Linked DNA regions of Homo sapiens: region 1 is linked to region 2. Evidence: chromatin loops called from intact Hi-C (ENCODE). Cell type or tissue: heart right ventricle. All regions are shown on one strand. Links, peaks and the distances in the headings refer to the core of each region. The heading gives the core; the rest is flanking DNA. Region 1 has its middle 80 kb from the start of MIR4444-2. Region 2 has its middle 13 kb from the start of MIR1324.

Evidence for each region. A loop is a pair of places that touch in the nucleus more often than their neighbours do. Peaks named below come from ENCODE experiments on the same cell type or tissue, not always from the same donor. Only the 100,000 strongest peaks of a DNase experiment are listed, where the experiment ranks them.
Region 1: it touches region 2 in a loop (22-fold over the local background); 23 of 110 quality-filtered maps call a loop at or near these places.

Annotation. Positions count from the first base shown.
Region 1 is chr3:75,288,905-75,300,132 of GRCh38, reverse strand. No RefSeq gene overlaps it. Among named protein-coding and RNA genes, the nearest start is that of MIR4444-2, 80 kb to the right of the region's middle. RefSeq lists an enhancer at 9,588-10,095. In heart right ventricle, for the core only: a CTCF peak has its summit at 5,800 (motif pointing left); a DNase peak (open chromatin) is centred at 5,830; H3K27me3 peaks cover 1,699 bases.
Region 2 is chr3:75,637,753-75,648,980 of GRCh38, reverse strand. No RefSeq gene overlaps it. Among named protein-coding and RNA genes, the nearest start is that of MIR1324, 13 kb to the right of the region's middle. In heart right ventricle, for the core only: CTCF peaks have their summits at 5,587 and 5,789 (motif pointing right); a DNase peak (open chromatin) is centred at 7,680; H3K4me3 peaks cover 1,952 bases; H3K27ac peaks cover 1,230 bases.

The DNA.
Region 1 (11,228 bases), core at 1,558-9,557, 350 kb after region 2:
GTCTGACTCACAAAAAGACTGCTATAAAGACTTGAAACCAACCTAAATGCCCATCAATGATAGACTGGATAAAGAAAACATGGCACATATACACCATGGAATACTATACAGCCATAGAAAAAGATTAGTTCATATCCTTTGCTGGGACATGGAAAAAGCTGGAAACCATCATTCTCAGCGAAGTAACACAGGAACAGAAAACCAAACACCACTTGTTCTCACTCATAAGTGGGAGTTGAACAATGAGAACACATGGACACAGGGAGGGGAACATCACACACCAGAGCCTGTCAGGGGTTGGTGGGGCTGGGGGAGGGATAGCATTAGATGACTGGTTGATGGGTGCAACAAGCCACCATGGCACGTGTATACCTATGTAACAAACCTGCACGTTCTGCACGTGTATCTCAGAACTTAAAGTATAATAAAAAAAAAAAGAAAACTACTATATTGACAATAAAATAAGGTCTCAATGTCTATCTATCCAGAAAAAAATACTGCTATAGATGGAAAATATACATGGGGGAGGAGGGAGTATGTTTGTGTATAAAATATGATTTTAGATTCATAAATACTAATCAGAAATATATAGACAAATATATATGTATATTTCTGATTAGTATCATGTTTCTGTATATATTTTTTCTCCTGATTATTAGTTAACGAAACTAAAATCATAATTGTTTCATGCTGAAAGGTTGATATTGTACGGTACCCAAGGGAAATACAAGACTCAATCAGTATAACATATAAGCAATAATGTAAAATTGAAATAGATAAGAGGTAAATTTGACAGAAAGAAAAAGCTGTGTTTCTGTCATCTTCTGATACTGACATGAAGGTACAGGTTTGAAAGTGGCATTTTTAATACAACTATCCAAAGTTCTTTCCCTCCCCTGCCCCCTGTAGAAACAGGGTCTCCCTATGTTGCCTAGGCTGATCTCAAACTCCTGGGCTCAAGCGATCCTCCTGCCTCAACCTCCCAAAGTGCTGGAATACAGGCATGAGCCACCACACCCAGCCTATCCAAGGTTCTTGATAACATGAGACTGAGGAGGGAAGCAGATGGCAGTAAAGGATGAACACCATCTCATGAAACATGAAACAGGCTGATCTGGAGCTTTTTCAGAGAAATTAAAGAGACAGGTTAAAGCCATGTATCTCTAGCATTTGGTTCATATTTTCCCACTATTTTCTCCAGATGAATTCTCTCCACACCTATAAAGCCATCCCATCTTGTCCTGCCCCCTCAACACATACACACATGCACATGTACACAAACGCAAACACACACACCACACACACCTGCTCCATTCCAGGCACAAGATTCTACTCTTCATTCTCTCATTTATCCAGCAATCCCTGCCCTGTCCTCATCTCTAGGCTTCTGCTCAAAGGCACAGACCCTGTTGGGTACCTACCCCAAATCCATTCTGCCCCACCTTGCTACTAACAGAACTACAATAATATTCAGGAGGGCAATATGTCCAGCTATGATGCTCACCTGCCCAGACTCCTTTGCAGCTAGGGTGGCCATGTAACCTGTTTCTTATCATGAGATATAACTGAATAAAAAGTCTGCTAAGGATTTGGGGAAAATTTTTGCCCTCCTCATACAGGCTCCACCTTCTCCCCACCCTTCCTTCCTTTCTTTCCTTCTTCCTTTTCTTTGCTACTTTTTTTTCTTTCTCCTTTTTCCTGCCTTGTGCACAACATGAGGCTTGAGGTGGAGCAACCATCTTGGGAACACAGATCAATAAAGCCACAAGCTAAGGATGGTGGAGCAGAAAGAGAAAAGAAGCCTGGAGAATTGACGGCTCCTTGAAGTTCTGCATTAGCCTTGGGCTTCTTGTATGTACATCTCTGTTTAGCTAAGTCCCTGTAGTCAGGTTTCTGTAGCAAGTGGCCTAATGCAACTAATTCCCAGGCCCTTACTCTCCCTTCTACCTGGAAAGAAATTCTCCCCACCCCATAGCCAACTTTTGAAGTCCTGTACTTCCTTCAAAGCCCACCTTAAATCCTATCTCCTTCAAGTGGACGTTCCACAATGCCTCAAAATCAATCTCCCTCTCTCCCGTAGTCATATAGGGCACAATTAAAATCATTAAAATAGTATACCCTTCTGCTTCATATCATAAATATTCATGTCTGTTTATTCATACATCCTCTCCCTAGACTGAGAGCTGCTAAGGGCAAGTATCCTTTTTCACCCATTTTGAATGCCCTGCAGCACCCAGCACAGTGTCCATAGTAGTCACTCAGTAAAGGATTGTTGAATTTCTTTGATTGTACAAATGCTCCTTCCTTCCCAAGTGTATGCTATGGATCATGTTAAAGCAGCCGGCTTCTATGTAGATGGGATGGGAAAGTTAATAATTAGAAAAATAACTTTAGAAATCCTAGTCATGTTTGACCATGTTTTGACAGTTCGAAACTGTGTGGCCCTGTTGCTAATTGCCCAGATATACACACTTAGGTCAAAAGAAGGGACAGAAATGAGAAGGTATAGAAAGTCTAAAACTGGTCTATATATCATCAAATTAGTATGCTGGTTTCATCAAACTCAACTTCAAACCAGTATCTATTAGAGACCGATTTGTATCCAAAGTAGTTAATATAATTTATTGCATTGCAATTCCAGTTACACTTCTACTACTTATTTAATGCATTTCTTTTGGTTGACAAAAATTTATTGGCCATCTATTATGTGCCAAGTCCAGGTGACCAGCCATCCCTGGTTATCTGTGACTGAGCAGTTTCCTGAGACACAGGAATTTTCAGTGCTGAAGCTAGGAGAGCTCCAGGTGAACCAGGATGGTTGGACATCCAAGAAGCTCCGAGCTTGATGCTTGATATAAAGCAGTAGAAAAGATAGATGTTGTCCCTGCCTATGTGGAGCTCTACAATGTAGTTGGTTTTTATTTGGGGTTCCTAGCAATTAAAAGTCAGTTTACATCCTGTAACTATATCTTCAAATCACACGTTAGAGTTTATTAAACAGCAATCAAGGCCATCCAACACTTCCAGGTGCTAACATCATAAATCTACATAGTACAATTGGCTGTGAGTGTGGAGGGAAGAAGGACTTTGGAACAGGAGGATAAGCTGAAGTTCAGTTCATTAATGTGGTCACTGTTCTACCGGCTGTGAATTCCAACCAACTTTAATCACAGCCGGAGCCAGTTATCTGTTGTTTTTGGATCAGCAGGCATGCTCCATCTTCAGGTTCTCAGCCCTCTTTGTGATACCAATTTTGACCTGTTGGTGGGACTGTGCCTTCTTTGGAAAGGACCAGGAAATGTCAACTTTTCCTGGGGGAATGTGGAGGTAATCTGATGGTGGCATCTGCTGATATGGCCACCACAGCTGTCTGGAGATTACTTTTTCTTCATCATTCTTCCATATTCATTCTTCCTATAGCTGGGTGCCAGGCCCTCCCATTTTTGGCATATGGATGACCTATTTCCCCTTTTAGAATGCCAGTCCTCCCAGATAGATAATACATACTTCTGAGCTTAACAGTCTGAAGATCCTATCCTTCCATAGGAGCCACCTACTCAACAAAGACTGAAGGTCCTGGTTCCTCATGGAGTACTTCTCACTCTATGGCAGACTTTTCTCTCTAATCTCCAGCCTTCACCTCTGCTAGGCTTTCATAACAACCACCATTGATTTTCTACTATTGGCTGGGTATTTTTATATCCATTATTTTATTTAAAGTGGACAACAACTCAAAGTAGATATTGTTATCCCCACTACCAGATGAATAAACTACAGGGCAAAGAAGCTAGGGAACTTTCCATGGGTCACACATTATAAATGGACAGAGTAGAAATTGAATCTCACTCTATCAGACTCTTTTCTGAGAGTTGACTTGATGACCTGGAAGGGAACAGACCTTGTGTGCTTGAAAGAGCTTGTATATCTTGGATGCTTGAAAGTAAGTGTGAAGAAGATTTCAAGGGAGAAGGAATTTTGTGTCTGTTGACTTCTAAATTTTGCTTAGTGAGGGGGTGGGTGTGCCAGGGAACACTGCAAATCAGGGAGAAAGGCCTGACAAAAACCCTAGTTTACTGCCTTGCACTAGATCAAATGTTAGTTCATACCTAAATGTGAGTTTGTGCTTTGAAGCAATAAGAAATTAATTTTAAAATGGTCTCAGGAGGTTTTTAAAGGGCAAATTTTCAACAAATAAAACTAACATGCTTAATTTCATTTCCTTGGAATTTTCATGGCAAAGATGCTTTCAGTGATCTGGAGCCACCCTTTAAAAAGATACAGACCAATGAAGTTGGAGAGTCTTATCTTTTGCATTGAGGCAACCTCAACATTTAGGCGCACCACTGAAGGTCTCAGAGCCTGACCTCATCACTACCCACCATTAGCACGTGGTCAGGAGAGTCCAGGGATCCCAGTATGAGCATTTACAAATGAGGAAAACGACACCTATAGCAATATATCACCAATGTCTTGCAAACAGCCTCATTTATAATAGGTACTCAATAATTTTATTGAATAAGGGAATAAAGGAACAAATAAATGAAACAAGTGATTTTCCAGAAGGTCACACAAACGGACAAAAATCCAATGTTCTAAACCTTCACTTCATTTCTTAATCTAGTTGTATCATCCTCTGGGTGAGCCTAGCCCACTTTAAAATGGATATTCGGATGTCAGAATGAATAGAGCAGTGTGCCTGACTTAAGTAATATCAAAATTGTAGAGATGTGGAAAAGACGGAGTTGATGAAGCTCCTGTTATCCAGAGACCATGACCATTCCAGGTGGTTGGTTTCGTTTCTAATGCACATCTGCTCCACTTCACCAATTGCTTTGAGCAATATGCGGTTCTCATGACAAAGTCAACAATTCTTTATCATCTGCGTGGTCAGTCACCCTTTCATTGTCCCTCCCTTGTAATTGTTTAATCTGGCGTCCCCTGCCGCATTTCTTGGCTGCCTACTCTCCCTGCTCCTATCAGTCAGGTTGTACTCAGGGAATGCAAATGCACAGAATAAGTCCAGAGTCAATTAGAACTAATTAGGTGTTTTATCTGCTGGTTTGGATTATCCGTGCCCTCTATGGATACATGGCATAGGCTGGTTGAACAACCATCCCTGGATTGGGGAGCATTCTAAGATTCACACACAACTTCCTATTGTCTGTGCTAATGGAGGTAAAGGCTGGCATGAATGTACAACAGAGACATTTAAAAACCAAGGTATAGTTTATGCCCATTTTCACCGTAGATTTTAGTGAGTGTTTACAACTTTATATACCTGTGTGACCATCACCACAATCAAGGCATAGCATACTTTCAACATCACAAAAAGTTTTCTTGTGCCATCTCAGCCGATCTGCCCCTACCTTGGCCCCAAGCAACCAGCAGTCTGCTTTCTGTCACTGTAGATTAGATTTGTCTTTTCTAGGGTTTTAGTTTCTCCAATTTCCTTCCCAGTGATGTCTGGTTCAGGATGATATTAAAATGTGTTCATGTTCCCTACATCCACACTGATTGGTCAGGGTAGGCAGAACTGGGATGTGGAAGAAACATGAGAGGCAAGACATGGAGGCTGATGAGCATAATTATTGGCAATGAGAAGAATGTTGGCTCTCCCCAGTATTTGTAGAATATGACAAAGCGTGTGTGCCCATGTTGTGCCCTGAACCTATTTTCAAGTGTGTTCAATACAGAGTCTTCTAAATTTAACTGCCTAGGAATTGTGTATTTTGCTTTGAATGGACACTTGGAAACTCCAGACTCTAGCCAGCCCCTCTCAGCCACGGAGTCATTGCTCCCCCTGGTGTAAACACAGAGACTAGTCACCCTGTGTCATAAGGCATTCCCACCCACCGCAGCCCTCCCTGGACCACGAGGAGCCAAAGGCAGGCAAGAAAGCTTCTGGCTCTCTCTGGCTGTTGTTAGGTTCATGGGTCAGATGCTGAGTTTGTGAACACAGAGGAACACTAAGAGATCAACTGCTTGAGAGAGGACAGAAACAGAGAGAAGGGAAACCCCAGAGACAGAACTAGCTAGACATGCAAGATAGAGAGGTGAGGGGGCAGAGGCACAGCCCAGAAAACAAAGCAAGAAGCGATAGAGGGATGGTTTTTTTCTCCATTTATGAGACATCCTAAAAATTTACTCCTCTGCCCAAAATAGATTTAGATCCACGATATGAGAAACCTTGAGAAGTGAATTTTAACATGGAAATGCTGATAAATCTTTTAAACAACTTATACACCTCCAGGTGTTGTTGGACCTGCTTAATCCCTTTAAACCTCCAGTAACTCCATCCATGGTGTTTAAAGTCTCATAAATCTGCACTAGCTTAAAATAGGGATATATAAATCACATTTAGGGTCTTGGGAGTAGGGACAGGAGATAGGCATCCCAATGCCATTTAAAACCACAGCACAGACTTTTCATCAATTTTTTCCAAGAAAAGTTAAAATGAAAAACATTCAGGTTTCTGGGTTGTGGTTTCATAAGTTCTCAATTTGTTCTTTTTCCTTTTTTTCAGGGGGGTGGGCAGGGGTCCAAAGGAGCATTGACTAGCTAGTCAATTGGAAAGAAAAAAATTGCAAAGACCCATCTCACTTAGTCCTTTTACACAAAATAAAACCAAAAAGAAAAAATAATAATGAAATACTACCAGAAGTCATTAGAAAACAGCAATGTTTCTAGTAAAGCACCAACAAAAATGATGTCTGGTTTTTGTTAAATTGTTAATTTATGCAAAAAAATAAAAGTTATAGATACTATCCTAATAATAATAGCTACTTTTACTTTCTCATTCCTACCACATGCCCAGTACCTACCACTGAGCTGAGGACACACACAACCACCTCCTTCTCATCCCCCTGCTGCAAAGGCTGTCAGACTTTTTCTGGCTCCTCATTCGCAATATTTCTCATTACAAACATTGATTCTCAACAGCTGTTTGAGAAGGTTTTGGAGAAGCCACACTCTGCTAGAAAATCCAGGGGGTACATGAGAGATCCAGCAGGGGAGGCTTTTCTGTGTGAAGAGCTTTGGGTACATTATCTAATTTTATCCTCACAGCAGCCCCATGAGAAATATTATTATTATTTCTGTTTTACAGATGAGGAAGCTAAGGTTCGGATTGTTTAAGTAATTTACCCCAAGTAGCATGGCTGGTAAGTGATGGAGCAAAAATTCCAACCCCGAGTCTGCTTTAGAAGACCTGATCTTATCCAGGATGCCATCAACCTTCTGTGGGCAATAGACCCAGACCACAGATCATTTGGAAGAATCTCACATATCACACTCTAAGAATTGATATGTTTTCTGCTTCCTCTTTTCTGGCCTGTCCCAGTGACCTTTCAAACCCCAAAGTCTTGGAAAAATCTACTGTGTTAACTGAGTCTTTACTGAAACTTCAGTCCATGTAGAGAAAATAAGAGTCTCCAGCTTGTGTCGCTTGCTTCAAGTTCCAGTTGGCCTGCGGGGATGTACCACCAAGTGATCCTGGGAAAACATTGGAACTTTAGTTTCCTTACCTACTAAATAGGGACCTATAAGACCTATCTTTGGGGTTGTTGTGAGGGTTAACATGTGGGAAGACCATCTGGAGCCTGCAAAGTCCAGGCAATTGCTGGGTCATGTGATGAGTATGGTACCCAAGTATGGTGCCTGAAGTATAATAAAGAGGAAAAGCCTCCCTAAGGTCTGTCTTCACAGAGCAGATATTACAGAGCACTTTATCCCCAAATAGTTCAGAAGGTGTCTCCTAAGAATAAGGACATTATCCTGTTTTTATATAATGTATATAACCGCAATACTTTTATTACACCTAAGAAAAGTAATAATAATTCCAGAATATCAGATATCCCTAGTTGTTTCAAGAATGCCTTTTATAGCTGTTTTCATTGTGCCAAAATACACATAACATAAAATGTACCATTTTAACCATTTTTAAATGTACACTTCAGTGGCATTAAGTACAGTCACATTGTTGTGTAATCATCACCACCATCTACCTCCAGAACTTTTTTATCTACCCCATGAAACTGCATCCAGTAAAACACTAACTCCTCAGCCCCTGGCAATGACCATTTTACTTTCTGTCTCTATACATTTGACAATTCTGGTACTTCATGTAAATAGAATCACACAGTATTTGTGCTATTGTGACTGACTTATTTCACTTAGCACAATGTCTTCTAGGTTTATCCATGTTGTGGCACGTGTTAGAATTTCCTGCCTTTTTAAAGCTGAATGATATCCCACTATGTGTATATGCCACATTTTGTTTATCCATTCATACATTGATGAACACTTTTATTGCTTCTACTTTTTGGCTGTTGTAAATAATGCTGCTATGAACAGGGGGGTACAAATATCTGTTTGAGTCCTTGATTCTACTTCTTTTGGATGTATATGCAGAAGTGGGATTGCTGGATCATATAGTAATTCTGTGGTTAATTTTTTGAGGAATGGCCATCCCATTTTTCAGAGCAGCTATACTTTTTACACACCCACCAGCAATGCACAAGGGTTCCCATTTCTCCACATCCTTACCAATACTTGTTATTTTTTGTTGCCTTTATTTTATTTTATCTTATTTTATTTTAGGGATGGGGTCTTGCTGTTTTGCACATATTGGAGTGCAGTGGCTATTCACACTTAGTGCACTGCAGCCTCTAACTCCTGGTCTCAAGAAATTCTCCCACCTCAGCCTCTTGAGTAGCTGGGACTACAGCATCATTGTGCCTGGCACTTTCTTTTTTTTTTTTTTTTTTTATACTAGCCAACTTAATGTGTTTGATCTCATTGTGGTTTCAACTTGCATTTCCCTCCTAATTAGTCTTTTCATGTGTTTATTGACCAGTTGTACATCTTCTTTGGAGAAATGTCTATTCAACTCCTTTCCCCATTTTTCAATCTGTTAATTATTTTGTAGTTATTGAGTTGTAAGGATTCTTCATATATTATGAATATCAATTTGCAAATATTTTCTCGCCCTCAGTGGTTTGCCTTTTCTCTGTGTTGACTGTGTCCTTTGATGCACAGAAGTATTTAATCTTTATGTAGTACAATTTATCTATTTTTTCTTTTTGTGCTTTTGGTGGCAACCAGAAAATTTGAAATTACATGTAGCTGTAGCTGACATTGTATTGCTATTGGATACTTCTGGCCTAGAAGCTTGATTAGATTTAGGTTAATTCATTTTGGCAAGAATACTTCATAGTTCGGACACAGTGGCTCACACCTATAATCCCAGCACTTTCAGGCAGAACTCCCACAGGAGTTCAAGACCAGCCTGTGCAACATGGTGAAACAACATCTCTACAAAGAATATATATAAAATCAGCCAGGTATGGTGGCACACATCTGTAGTCCCAGCTACCAGGGAGGCTGAGGTGGGAGGATCACTTGAGACTGGGAGGTCAAAGCTGCAGTGAGCTTTGCACCTCTGCCCTCTAAACTGGGTGACAGAGCAAAACCCTATCTCAAAAAAAAAAAAAAAGAATGCTTCATAGTTGACGTTGTGTACTTCATAATATATTACAGCAAGAGGTATACAATATCTAGTTGTCCTACTGTCATTGATGCTAAATTTGATCATGTGGTTAACTGCCAGGTATCTGGATTGTAAAGTATATTTTCTCTTTTGCAATTTCTTTCTTATTTATTTATTTATTTATTTATTGATCATTCTTGGGTGTTTCTCGCAGAGGGGGATTTGGCAGGGTCATAGGACAATAGTGGAGGGAAGGTCAGCAGATAAACAAGTGAACAAAGGTCTCTGGTTTTCCTAGGCAGAGGACCCTGCGGCCTTCCGCAGTGTTTGTGTCCCTGGGTACTTAAGATTAGGGAGTGGTGATGACTCTTAACGAGCATGCTGCCTTCAAGCATCTGTTAAACAAAGCACATCTTGCACCGCCCTTAATCCATTTAACCCTGAGTGGACACAGCACATGTTTCAGAGAGCACAGGGTTGGGGGTAAGGTCACAGATCAACAGGATCCCAAGGCAGAATAATTTTTCTTAGTACAGAACAAAACGAAAAGTCTCCCATGTCTACTTCTTTCTACACAGACACGGCAACCATCCGATTTCTCAATCTTTTCCATACCTTTCCCCCCTCTCTATTCCACAAAACCGCCATTGTCATCATGGCCCGTTCTCAATGAGCTGTTGGGTACACCTCCCAGACGGGGTGGTGGCCGGGCAGAGGGGCTCCTCACTTCCCAGTAGGGGCGGCCGGGCAGAGGCGCCCCTCACCTCCCGGATGGGGCAGCTGGCCGGGCGGGGGGCTGACCCCCCCACCTCCCTCCCGGACGGGGCGGCTGGCCGGGCGGGGGGCTGACCCCCCCACCTCCCTCCCGGACGGGGCGGCTGGCCGGGCAGAGGGGCTCCTCACTTCCCAGTAGGGACGGCCGGGCAGAGGCGCCCCTCACCTCCCGGACGGGGTGGCTGGCCGGGCGGGGGGCTGACCCCCCCCACCTCCCTCCCGGACGGGGCGGCTGGCCGGGCGGGGGGCTGACCCCCACCTCCCTCCCGGACGGGGTGGCTGCCGGGCGGAGACGCTCCTCACTTCCCAGACGGGGTGGCTGCTGGACGGAGGGGCTCCGCACTTCTCAGACGGGGCGGCTGCCGGGCGGAGGGGCTCCTCACTTCTCAGACAGGGCGGCCGGGCAGAGACGCTCCTCACCTCCCAGACCGGGTCGCGGCCGGGTAGAGGCGCTCCTCATATCCCAGACGGGGCAGCGGGGCAGAGGCGCTCCCCACATCTCAGACAATGGGCGGCCGGGCAGAGACGGTCCTCACTTCCTAGATGGGATGGCGGCGGGGAAGAGGCGCTCCTCACTTCCTAGATGGGATGGCGGCGGGGAAGAGGCGCTCCTCACTTCCTACATGGGATGGCGGTCGGGCAGAGACGCTCCTCACTTTCCAGACTGGGCAGCCAGGCAGAGGGGCTCCTCACATCCCAGACGATGGGCAGCCAGGCAGAGATGTTCCTCACTTCCCAGACGGGGTGGCGGCCGGGCAGAGACTGCAATCTCGGCTTTTTGGGAGGCCAAGGCAGGTGGCTGGGAGGTGGTTGTAGCGAGCCGAGATCATGCCACTGCACTCCAGCCTGGGCACCATTGAGCACTGAGTGAACGAGGCTCCGTCTGCAATCCCGGCACCTCGGGAGGCCGAGGCTGGCGGATCACTCACGGTTAGGAGCTGGAGACCAGCCCGGCCAACACAGCGAA
Region 2 (11,228 bases), core at 1,680-9,679:
TCAAATAGGTAATGGACACAGAGGTATGTCACAAGGCCTTCTGTGAACTTGATCCAGGCAGAAGATTCACATCAACTTGGTGCTAAGCCCAACAACATGTCACAATCCCTTCTGTGTAAAGGGACCAGACAGGAAAAGAGAATCACATTACCTGGCCAATGAGCACAGAGATCTGTCACAATGCCCCTTGTAGGCAGGGCCCAGGCAGAGGAGTTACATCACCTGGGTAGTGGACCCAGCAATATACCACAGTGTCCCATATGGGCACAAGCCGGAGAGTCACAAAACCTGGGTGCCAGTCCAAGCTATATAGAACAACGCTTCCTGTGGGCAGCATCGAGGCAGAAGAGGAGACTCACATCGCCTGGGTGCAAAGTCTAGCGATATGTCAAAATGCTCACTGTGGGCAGTGCCAAGGAAGGAGAATAGAGTTACACCCTCAAGGTGCTGGATCCAGCAATATGTTAATATCCCATCTGTGGGCTGGGTCCATGGAAGATCTTCAAGTCACTCAGGTGCTAGGCACTGGGAAATTTCATCATGAAACCTGCAGAATGGTCCAGGAATGAGATTAACAACCCCACAACTGTCACAGTTGTAGGCATGACATTCAACACCTCCTGTATGTTGGGTCTAAGCCCACGAGTAACCATCTCAACACCAGACTGGATTTGTGCATGAGAGCCTCAATTCCTCTGCAGATCGTGTCACCTTAGTGAAGTCACAGCCTCACAGTTGTGCTGAATCTTGGTCTGAGAGTCACCAACCCATGAGTATCCATATATGTCAATTTTTCCCACCTTTGACTGACTACAGGTGTGAGATTCAGAACCTCAACAGTGACCTGTGTTCATGTGAGAGGATGAGAATATTTACTGTTGGCTGGGTGTGCATATGAGTGCCACAGTCTCACCTGTGTGCTCGGCGCAGTTAGCAATCTCTGTGTACTACCCAATGGCACTGTACAGTATGAATGACAGTTGCAATCAACTTTGAGACCTTCCTGCTGGTAGGGACCCATGATCATACCTGTGGCATTAAGCCCGGGTATGAGAGTCAACGTCATTACAGTTAACTAGGTCAGGATAGGAGAGTCCTCCCTTGCCTATCAGCTGGGTTTAGAAATGAGCCACCATTTCAACTCTGCTTGAATGTTTATATATGAACACGGGCCTAGCACCAAGAAGATGTGAGTCTTTGGCCTAGACGCTTCAAGCAGGAGGCAATGTGACATATCTCTGGGCCTAACAACTATTTGATGCGAACTGCTTTTTCACCTGAGCTTTTCCCATAAAAGAGATGTGACATATGTCTAGACCCAGCACCTAGGTGATGTGGTTCTCCTTTTTTGACTAAGCCCTGTGTATTTTGGGTATTCTGACATATCCCTGCACCTAACATCTGGAAGATAAGAAGATCCAGCATGGGCCCTGCCTAAAAAGTTTCTTGTGACATATTTCTACGTTAATACCTTGGAGATGTGACTCTCCTCTCTTACCTGGGCTTTGCCCATAAGAGAGATTGTTACGTACCTCTGCAGCAAGCACCTAAATGCAGTGACTCTTCTTTCTTGCCTGGGTCATGCCCACAGATGAAAGGGTGGCTTATCGCTGTGTCCAGCACACCGGTTATGTGATTATTCTGCTTGATCTCTGCTCACAGGAGCCATTGTGACATATCCCTGGGCCCAGAAACTGTTTAATATGACTCTCCTCTATTACCTTAACTTTGTGCACAGGATAAATTGTGACGTATCTCTGGGTCCAGCACTTAGGTGATGTGACTCCTTTTGTGCATGGACTATGCCCACAGGAAGGAGGCTGATTTATGGCTGTGTTGAGAGCTGATGTGATACCTTGGTCCTTGTCTTCTTAGTTTATAATAATTTAAACAAGAGACACACAGAAAAGAAGTACAGCATAATTTATTGGAAAAGGAAAAAAAAATTTTTGAAAGTTAAGTGCAGAATACAGTACACCGTGAGAGAGATATTCCAGGGCGGGCTGCTCATAAGAGTGAGACAGCGTGGATTGTCGCTGGAGAAACCCCCTTATGGGAGTTTTACATTATTATTAGTAAGGAGGGGGGAAGAGGAGCTGCTAGTAAGCCTGTTCTGAGTGGTCTTCTGGGTGCACATGTGCAGTAGCTGTACATGCTTATTCATATTTTGCATGTCTCATTAGCATCTTAGACCTCTAGCCAGGAGTGTATTTTTGTTTGTTTGCTTGAGACAGAGTCTCGCTCTGTTGCCCAGGCTGGAGTGTGGTGGTGCAATCTCTGCTCACTGCAACCTCTCCCTCCCAAGTTCAAGCCATTCTCGTGCTCAGCCTCCTGAGTAGCTGGGATTACAGGCATGCACCACCATACCTGGCTAATTTTTGTATTTTTAGTTGAAATGGGGTTTCACTATGTTGACCAGTCTAGTCTTGAGCTTCTGGTTTCAAGTGATCCATTCTTCTCAGCCTCCCAAAGTGCTGGGAGTACAGGTGTGAGCCACCGTGCCCAGCTGGGGGGTGTATCTTTTGCTATTAAAATAAGCAAAAGTTAAGTTTGAGGACAGGTAAAATCAAAATGCACATGCTCTCTGGAACAGAAAGTCCTTAATGAAGATAGCTTTGCTTGAATGAGCCGAATTACAATGTGAATGCTAAGGCTCATTGTCTTGGCTGTACAGTTACCACAGTTTCAATGAAGGGGTGGCCTGCCCCTCCACACCTGTGGGTGTTTCTCATCAGGTGGAATGAGAGACTGAGAAAAGAAAGAGACACAGAGACAAAGTATAGAGAAAGAAAAGTGAGCCCAGGGGACTGGCGCTCAGCATACAGAGGACCAACGCTGGCGCTGGTCTGAGTTCCCTCAGTATTTATTGATCACTATTTCTACCATCTTTGAGAGGGGGATGTGGCAGGACAATAGGGTAATAGTGGGGAGAGGGTCAGCAGGAAAACATGTGAACAAATGTCTCTGTGTCATAAACAAGGTTAGAAAAGTTGCTGTGCCTTGATGTGCATGTATACAAACATCTCCATCCATTAAAAACAGTATTGCCACCAGCATGTCTCAACTCCAGCCCTAAGGCAGTTTTCTCCTATCTCAGTAAATAGAACATACAATCGGGTTTTACAGCGAGATATTCCATTGCCCAAGGATGAGCAGGAGACAGATGCCTTCCTCTTATCTCAACTGCAAATAGGCCTTCCTCTTTTACTAATCCTCCTCAGCACATACCCTTTATGGGTGTCGGGCTGGGGGATGGTCAAGTCTTTACCTTCCCAGGAGGCCGTATTTCAGACTATCACATGGGGAGAAACCTTGGACAATACCTGGCTTTCCTAGGCACAGGTCCCTGTGGCCTTCCACAGTGTATTGTGTCCCTGGGTACTTGAGATTAGAGAGTGGTGATGAATTTTAACAAGCATACTGCCTTCAAGCACCTTTTTAACAAAGCACATTCTGCATAGCCCTAAATCCATTAAACCTTGAGTTGACACAGCACAAGTCTCTGTGAGCACAGGGTTGGGGCTAGGGTTACAGATTAACAGCATCTCAAGGCAGAAGAATTTTTCTTAGTACAGAGCAAAATGGAGTCTCTTATGTCTACTTCTTTCTACATAGACACAGTAACAGTCTGATCTCTCTTTCTTTTCCCCACATTTCTGTATCCCGAGATCATGGTCATTTTCTTGACTATCTATTCTGATCTATTCTGCCTCAGTTTCCCCCTAAGAGATCTTAGGGTCATAATCATATTGGAGGTTGAGGGGCTAGGTCACTTTTTCTGGAGCTGTTTCCTGCTGAGTGGGTGTTATTTCTGCCTAGTCTGGGCCCTAAAGTTTCTTCCTGTGTGATCTAACCGGGTGTAAACCATGTAATTCGTGGAACCAGTGGGCAAGATGTTGACAGCCAAATGTTGAAAGCCTTGCAAAACCTTCATGCAAACATGGAGTTGCCGTAAGCAAGAGAGCAAGAAATCAGTTAACATTTTAAACAAAATTGGAACAAAAGTAAAAGCTGAAAGTATAGTAATGGCTGTTACTATTAAAGAGAGTAAGGCAGGTAATAGACATTGCTTTCATGGTCCCATGGAAGTTCCTAGAGATTCAATTTTGTCTGCCTGGGTGATGATATTATTAATATTTTCTTGGACTAAACCGGGCTGATTGATCTCAAAAACAGCATTCTTCTTTTAGATATAAACATGTTCCTCTTTGCCCGGCTGGGAGAAGATCCCAGGCTCTTTGCTTTTGTCGGACTACAGTGTCCATGGAGTCCAGACATTGTTGAAGTCTATTGAGGCCCTCTGCTGCTTGTTGCGGACCCATTGAGGTTTTCTGAGATAGTTTATACTGGATTCCCAAGGCTCCACCTTATGGTGACATTTATGCTGCAAAAGTATTTTGCATTAAAATGGTGAAAGCAACAAACGTTTTAAGTATTTTCTATTTTTTGCTAATAAGCAAAATTTTGTGCAGCTAAGTTGGCAGCAGTCATTCGGTCCATTTGTGGATGGTACAGTTGAATGGTGGTCAAAGTTAGAGCCTGGAAGCCTTCAGTAAATACGCTGAAGTTGTCTGAGGGCCATCAGAGTTGTTGCTTATATTGGATTAGATCATTTATTGAGAGTAGAACAAGCACTCTGATGGTCCTCTCTCCATTTGGGACTTTCTGTAAGGGGAGCAATTTCTCTGGCCCTGGATGGTGTGAAGTCCCACTGTGAGTAACTGCAGCTGTGCTGGTCTCTATTGTACCTGGCAAAGGCCGATGGAAAGGAGCATAAGGAGGAGGTGAAACAAGCTTAGATTCTACAGAAGACTCTGATAGTGTGGGGATGCTGGGGATTCTAAAAGAGGTGTGGACCCTTGAGGGCCCCTGTCTGGAGCTGGTGTTGGGCTGTGGGGTCTGGGGTCCCTTCCCCTTAATAAGAGATGATCTTCCCATTGTTCTGAGGGGCTTTCTGGCTTACTAGGCTTTAGCCCACAGGTGCTGCATAGAGCTGGATTTTGTTGTCAGGCCAGAAAGGCTTGCACATAGGATACTTCAGACCATTTTCCCTGATTACTACAGAAAAGATCTAGCTGTAGGATGGAGTTAAAGTTCACAGTCTCATTCTCCAGCCATGTTTTGTCAGCTAATCTGTAGGCAGGCTAAATAGTGTTACAAAAGAAGATAAGGTTTTCTTTTTTCTAAGTTCATTTAGCCAAAAGCTGTTCTAATTTTTAGATATACATCCCAGGGGTGTTTCAGTGACAGTAGAGGAAGCGGCTCCCACGGTGCCGAGAGAATCCTGCAATGACAGAACATTTACTGAAGTCCAGGAGGTTGTGGGCATCCTCATGAGCCAAGTGAAAACATCAAGGGGTCCAGCGCATCCCCTCGAAACCCCATTAACTGAAGCTCTAGGAGGTCATAGGCATTTGCCATACACCGTCCTAGCTCCCCCCAGCGGTGGACATCTCCAGCCCTACCGAGATGACCCCCACTGCGGGCTGGGGGGCAGATGTCTGGCTGACAAGCCTTGCCCTAATTCACTGGTTTGCCATTTGTGACGCCCAATTACAACACCTGGAATGCTCAGATGCAATCCCTACGACTGGGCATCTATATGACTGTGCATCTTTTGTTCAGCAAAGAAAGCCTGCTGAAGAACAATTTCAAGGAGCTGGGAAATGCATAAAGCCTGAAGGGACAGGGTTCTCTTAATGTGCTGCTCAAAACAAAACAAAAATTTTGTAAACAGAAAACCTGACCAGAAAATAAATTACAATAGCCACTAGGTGGCGATCGAGTATTGCTGAACGGACAGCAAACGATAAGCTGAGTCCAAACTGTGGCCAGAAAGATGTGAAACTAAGCGGCAAATAGCCCAAATATGAAATGTTGAGGGCAACCCATGTGGTTAGCGTATTTATCGATGCTACAGAAGCAGCAGCGAAAAGGAGAGCGGACATATATTCTCTCTCTAAAGAATGCAGGTGACTTAACAACGTTTCCCCCAGAACTTTACTGAAACAGCGCTGGAACAAGCAGCGATAGTTAACCAGGTAGTCTGGAACTGCCATAGTATTCACTGCAAGTAAAGGGAAACTGAAATTAATGAAGCAGACAAACCTCTCCCCAGGTCATGGCACCAGAAATGTTGATGGCTGATGTAATACCTTGGTTCTTATCTTCTTAGTTTAAAAGAATTTAAACAAGAGACACACAGCAAAAGAAGTACAGCATAATTTATTGCAAAAAAAAAAGAGAATATTTTGAAAATTAAGTGCAGAATAGACGGTACAGTCTGAGAAAGAGATTCCAGGGCAGCCTGCTCATAAAAGTGAGACAGCATTAATTATTGCTGGAGAAACCCTCTTTATGGGAGTTTTGCATGATTATTTCATAAGAAGGTGGAAAGAAGTGTTATAGTAAGCATGTTCTGACTGGTCTTCTGGGTACACATGTGCAGTAGCTGTACATATTTGTGCATACATTGCATGCCTCACTAGCATCTTAAATCTCCACCCAGGAATGTGTTTTTTACTATTAAAATGAACAAAGGTCAGCTTGAGGACAGATAAAATCAAAATGCACATGCTCTGTAGAAGTAAAAGTCCCTACTGAAGATAGCGGGTTTCAAATGACCCCAAGTGCTCCACATCTTAAAAGTTGCTCCCGTAAAGCTGGAACACTATCTGTTCCTGAGGTATCAGGTCCCATTTGTGGCTCTGAGCCACTGGCAAGCCAGGCCTGACTTGAGATGAGACCAATGATTTCAAGTGTAAAATGCCTAAATAGTAGCTTCAGGTTGCATTTTGGAGCTGGTCCACTTAAATGGGTTGATGAAAATGGCTCACAAGACTCACGCCTCGGAAATGGGGTTTTTCCTTTGCTCTTAGCAGATTTTATGCAACCCAATAATTAACCTTTCTGATGCCTAGACTTTCACATTCGTGAAAAAGGCGCCATTGAAAGTGACCTTTCCAGGAAGCCACAGCCCTTGTCACCCCTGCAGAGCTCTGAAGCTGCTCACAAGCAGGCCAGGTGGAAGATTTCTCTCAAAAACGATTGAGTGCGTGCTCTGGCTAGAGAAAAAAGAGGGCTGCGGCACTATGGACAGTGTCTTGGACATCAGGAAATTTTTCACGCAGTTTGGGAAAGAAGGCAGCGCCCTGGGCTGCAAAAGATGTACTGCTCTGGAAAGAACCCTGGGTGCAACTGAAAGAGGAACCTGAGAAGGATAGGGCCAAGCAGGTGAGGACAACCCGCCCGATTTGGGAAAAGGTAAGGTATCTTCGTAGGGTAATACCCTCCTCAATGCTCAGCCCAGACCTGCCCTCCAGGTGCACCTCTGTACTCACTCTCCTTGCAAAGAGTCGGCAGAGCATCAGAACTCAGCAGCGCTTCGGACACCGGGAAGTCCACACCGCTCTGCCCCTCCCTCCAGGGCTATGGACCCCGGATCCTGGTACATGCTGGGATTATAGCTCTGAAGCTTACCGACAAACAGGCTGAGAGTAGTTAACGGACTACAGCTCCCAGCATATTAGGTGGGGCGGGTACCACTCTGCCCCTTCTTCCAGGGTTGCCCCTCGCCCTGGAGCCTGGTGCATGCTGGGATTGTAGTCCTGTAGCCCTTTGACCCAAGGGTTGGGAGTGTTTATGAGAGTGCATCTTCCAACAATCCTAGGGAGGCGCGCACAGCCCTGCCTCGTCCTCCAGTGACGCGCACTTTCCCGGAGCCCGGTGCATTCTAGGATTGTAGTGCTGCAGCCCTGTGACCAAAGGGCTGGGAGTGTTTATGAGACTGCATCTCCCAGCAAGACCAGCGAGATGCGCGGAACCTCGTCCCTTCCTCCAGTGATTAGCGCACTCTCCCTGAGCCTGGTGCATGCTGGGATTGCAGTGCTGCAGCCCTGTGACCAAAGAGGTTTGTTATAGTTATCTGTGAAGTATTCAACAAATTACTTTACTTCATTATTACTGGAAGCCAGAAGCTCAGTTGTGTTCACTTTTTGGATTTTATATAAGTGAGATTGTGTAATATGTATACTTTTACATCTACTTTCTTCTATGCAACATTATATTTATGATATTAATTCATGATATTGCAGATAGCTATAGTTTATTTAAAATTATTTTTTACATTGTGGTAAAGTATACATAAAATTAACCATTTTAGCTATTTTAAGTGTGCAGCTCAGAAAAATTAACTACTTTCACATTGTTTTGCAACTGTCATTACCACTCATAGGGACCTTCTTTCAACTTGCAGAAACAAAACTCTATACCCGTTAAATAAGCTCCTTGTTACTCTCCCTCTAGCTCCTAGGAACCACTCTTCTATTTGGGTTTCTAGAATTTAACTACTCTAAGTATCTCATAAGTGGAATGATTCAGTATTTGTCCTTTTATGACTGGCTCATGTCACTTTGCACAATGTCCTTAAGGTTCATGCATGACGTACCATGTGTCAGAATTTCCTTATTTTACATAGCTGAATAACATTCCACTGTATGTATAAATCACATTTTATCTATTTATTCATTGATGGTAATTCAAACAACACTTGAGTAATTCAAACACCTTTTTGGTGATGTGAGTAATGCTGCTATGAACCTAGGTGTATGTGTATTATTTTGTGTCTTTGCTTTCATATCTTTTGCTGCATACCCAGATATGAAATTGCTGGATCGTATGGTGATTTTATGTGTAAATTTTTTAGTTATTGTGTTGTTATTTTATAGCAGCTGCAGCATTTTACATTTCCACCAACAGTGTACAAGGATTCTAATTGCTCCACGTCCTCACCAACACTTCTGATTTTCTGTTTTGTTTTTTGTCTTTTGGTAGTAGCTATGCTGATGGGTATTAAGTGATATGTCATTTGGGGTTAGATTTGCATTTCACTCATGATGAGTTTTGTTGAGCGTCTTTTCATGTGCTTATTAGCCACTTTACATAATTTTTAGAGAAATGTCTGCTTAAGTTTTTGCCAATATTTTAAACAAGTAGTTTGTTTTATTGTTGCTGAATTGTTCTTTGCATATTCTGGATAGATTCCTATTCGTCAATTTTTCTTTTGTTTCTTGTGTTTTGGGTGTCCTGTTTAAAAAAAAAACTGCCAAATCCAGTGTTATGACGTGTTTCCCCTATATTTTATTCTAAGAATTTTGTAGTTTTAGCTCTTACATTTAGGTATTTGATCCAGTTAGTTAATTTTTTCTTACAGTATAAGTGAAGGGCCCAGGTTCATTCTTTTACATGTGGGTGCTTAATTTCCCCAGCACCAATTTTTGTGAAGACAGTTCTTGGCTGGGCGCGATGGCTCACACCTGTAATCCCAGCACTTTGGGAGGCCGAAGCGGGCGGATCACGATGTCAGGAGATCAAGACCATCCTGGCTAGCAAGGTGTCCGCTGTGCTCCTGATCCAGCGAAGCACCCATTGTCACTCCCAATAGGGCTAAAGGCTTGCCATTGTTCCTGCACAGCTAAGTGCCTGGGTTCATCCTAATCAAGCTGAACACTAGTCACTGGGTTCCACGGTTCTCTTCCGTGACCCACAGCTTCTAATAGAGCTATAACACTCACCGCATGGCTCAAGATTCCATTCCTTGGAATCCGTGAGGCCAAGAGCCCCAGGTCAGAGAACAGGAGGCTTGCCACCATCTTGGAAATGGTCTGCCAAAATTAAGGAAGTGGCCTGCCACCATCTTGGGAGCTCTGGGAGCAAGGACCGCCCCATGGTAACAGCACCTTAACTATGCGTCCCCAAGGACCTACAGATCACAGGGCAACAGGGGCTGTGAGGGAGTTGTCTGGATTTCCCAAGGTGGAGGAGGTAAAAAAGGAGATGGATCTCAAGCTCCTGCACCAGCACCAGCGAGAGACAAAGGCCCCACCAAACGCCGGAAGCCACACCCTCCTCTCTTCTCAAACTGTGTGCCTGATTGGGTGGTTCCCACACCAGCGCCACTGATTGAATAAAACACCAGGACCCACCCACCCGCGCCCCACCCCGGCCCCTACCCCACTCACCCTGAGCGTTAGTGCATTTTTGTTTGTTTCTTTGTTTTACTTTAAGTTTTGGGATACATGTGCAGAACGTGCAGGTTTGTTACATAGGTTTACATGTACCATGGTGGTTTTCTGCACCTATCAACCTGCCATCTAGGTTTTAAGCCCCACATGCATTAGATATTTGTCCTAATGCTCTCCCTCCCCTTGACCCCAACCCCCTAACAGGCCCCGGTGTGTGATGTTTCCTTCCGGTGTACATGTGTTCTCATTGTTCAACTCCCACATATGAGTGAGAACATATGGTGTTTGGTTTCCTGTTCCTGTGTTAGTTTGCTGAGGATAATGGTTTCCAGCTTCACTCAGGTCCCTGCAAAGGACATGAACTCATTCTTTTTTATGGCTGCATAGTATTCCATGGTGTATATGTGCCACATTTTCTTTTTCCAGTCTATCATTGATGGGCATTTGGGTTGGTTCCAAGTCTTTGCTATTGTAAACAGTGCTGCAATAAACGTAAATGTGCATGTGTCTTTATAGTAGAATGATTTATATTCCTTTGGATATATACCCAGTAATGGGATTGCTGGGTCAAATGGTATTTCTGCTTGTAGATCCTTGAGGAATCACCACACTGTCTTCCACAATGGTTGAACTAATTTACACTCCCTCCAGCAGTGTAAAAACGTTTCTGTTTCTCCACAGCCTCACCAGCATCTGTTGTTTCCTGACTTTTTAATAATTGCCATTCCAACTGGCGTGAGATGGTATCTCATTGTGGTTTTGATTTGCCTTTCTCTAATAACCAGTGATGATGAGATTTTTTTTAATATTTGTTGGCCACATAAATGTCTTCTTCTCCTTCTTCTTCTTCTTCTTCTTCTCCATTTTCTTGTTCTTTGAGACAAAGTCTTGCTCTGTCACCCAGGCTGGAATGCAGTGGCAGGATCTTGGCTCACTGCAACATCTGCTTCCCGGGTTCAAGTGATTCTCCTGCTTCAGCCTCCTGAGAAGCTGGGACTACAGGCACCTGCCAATATACCTGGCTAATTTTTTGTGTTTTCAGTAGAGACGGGATTTTACCATGTTGGCCAGGCTGGTCTCAAACTCCTGACCTCATGATCCACCTGCCTCCACGTTCCAAAGTGCTGGGATTACAGGCGTGAGCCACCACACTCAGTCAAATATCTTCTTTTGAGAAGAGTCTGTTCATATCCTCTGCCCACTTTT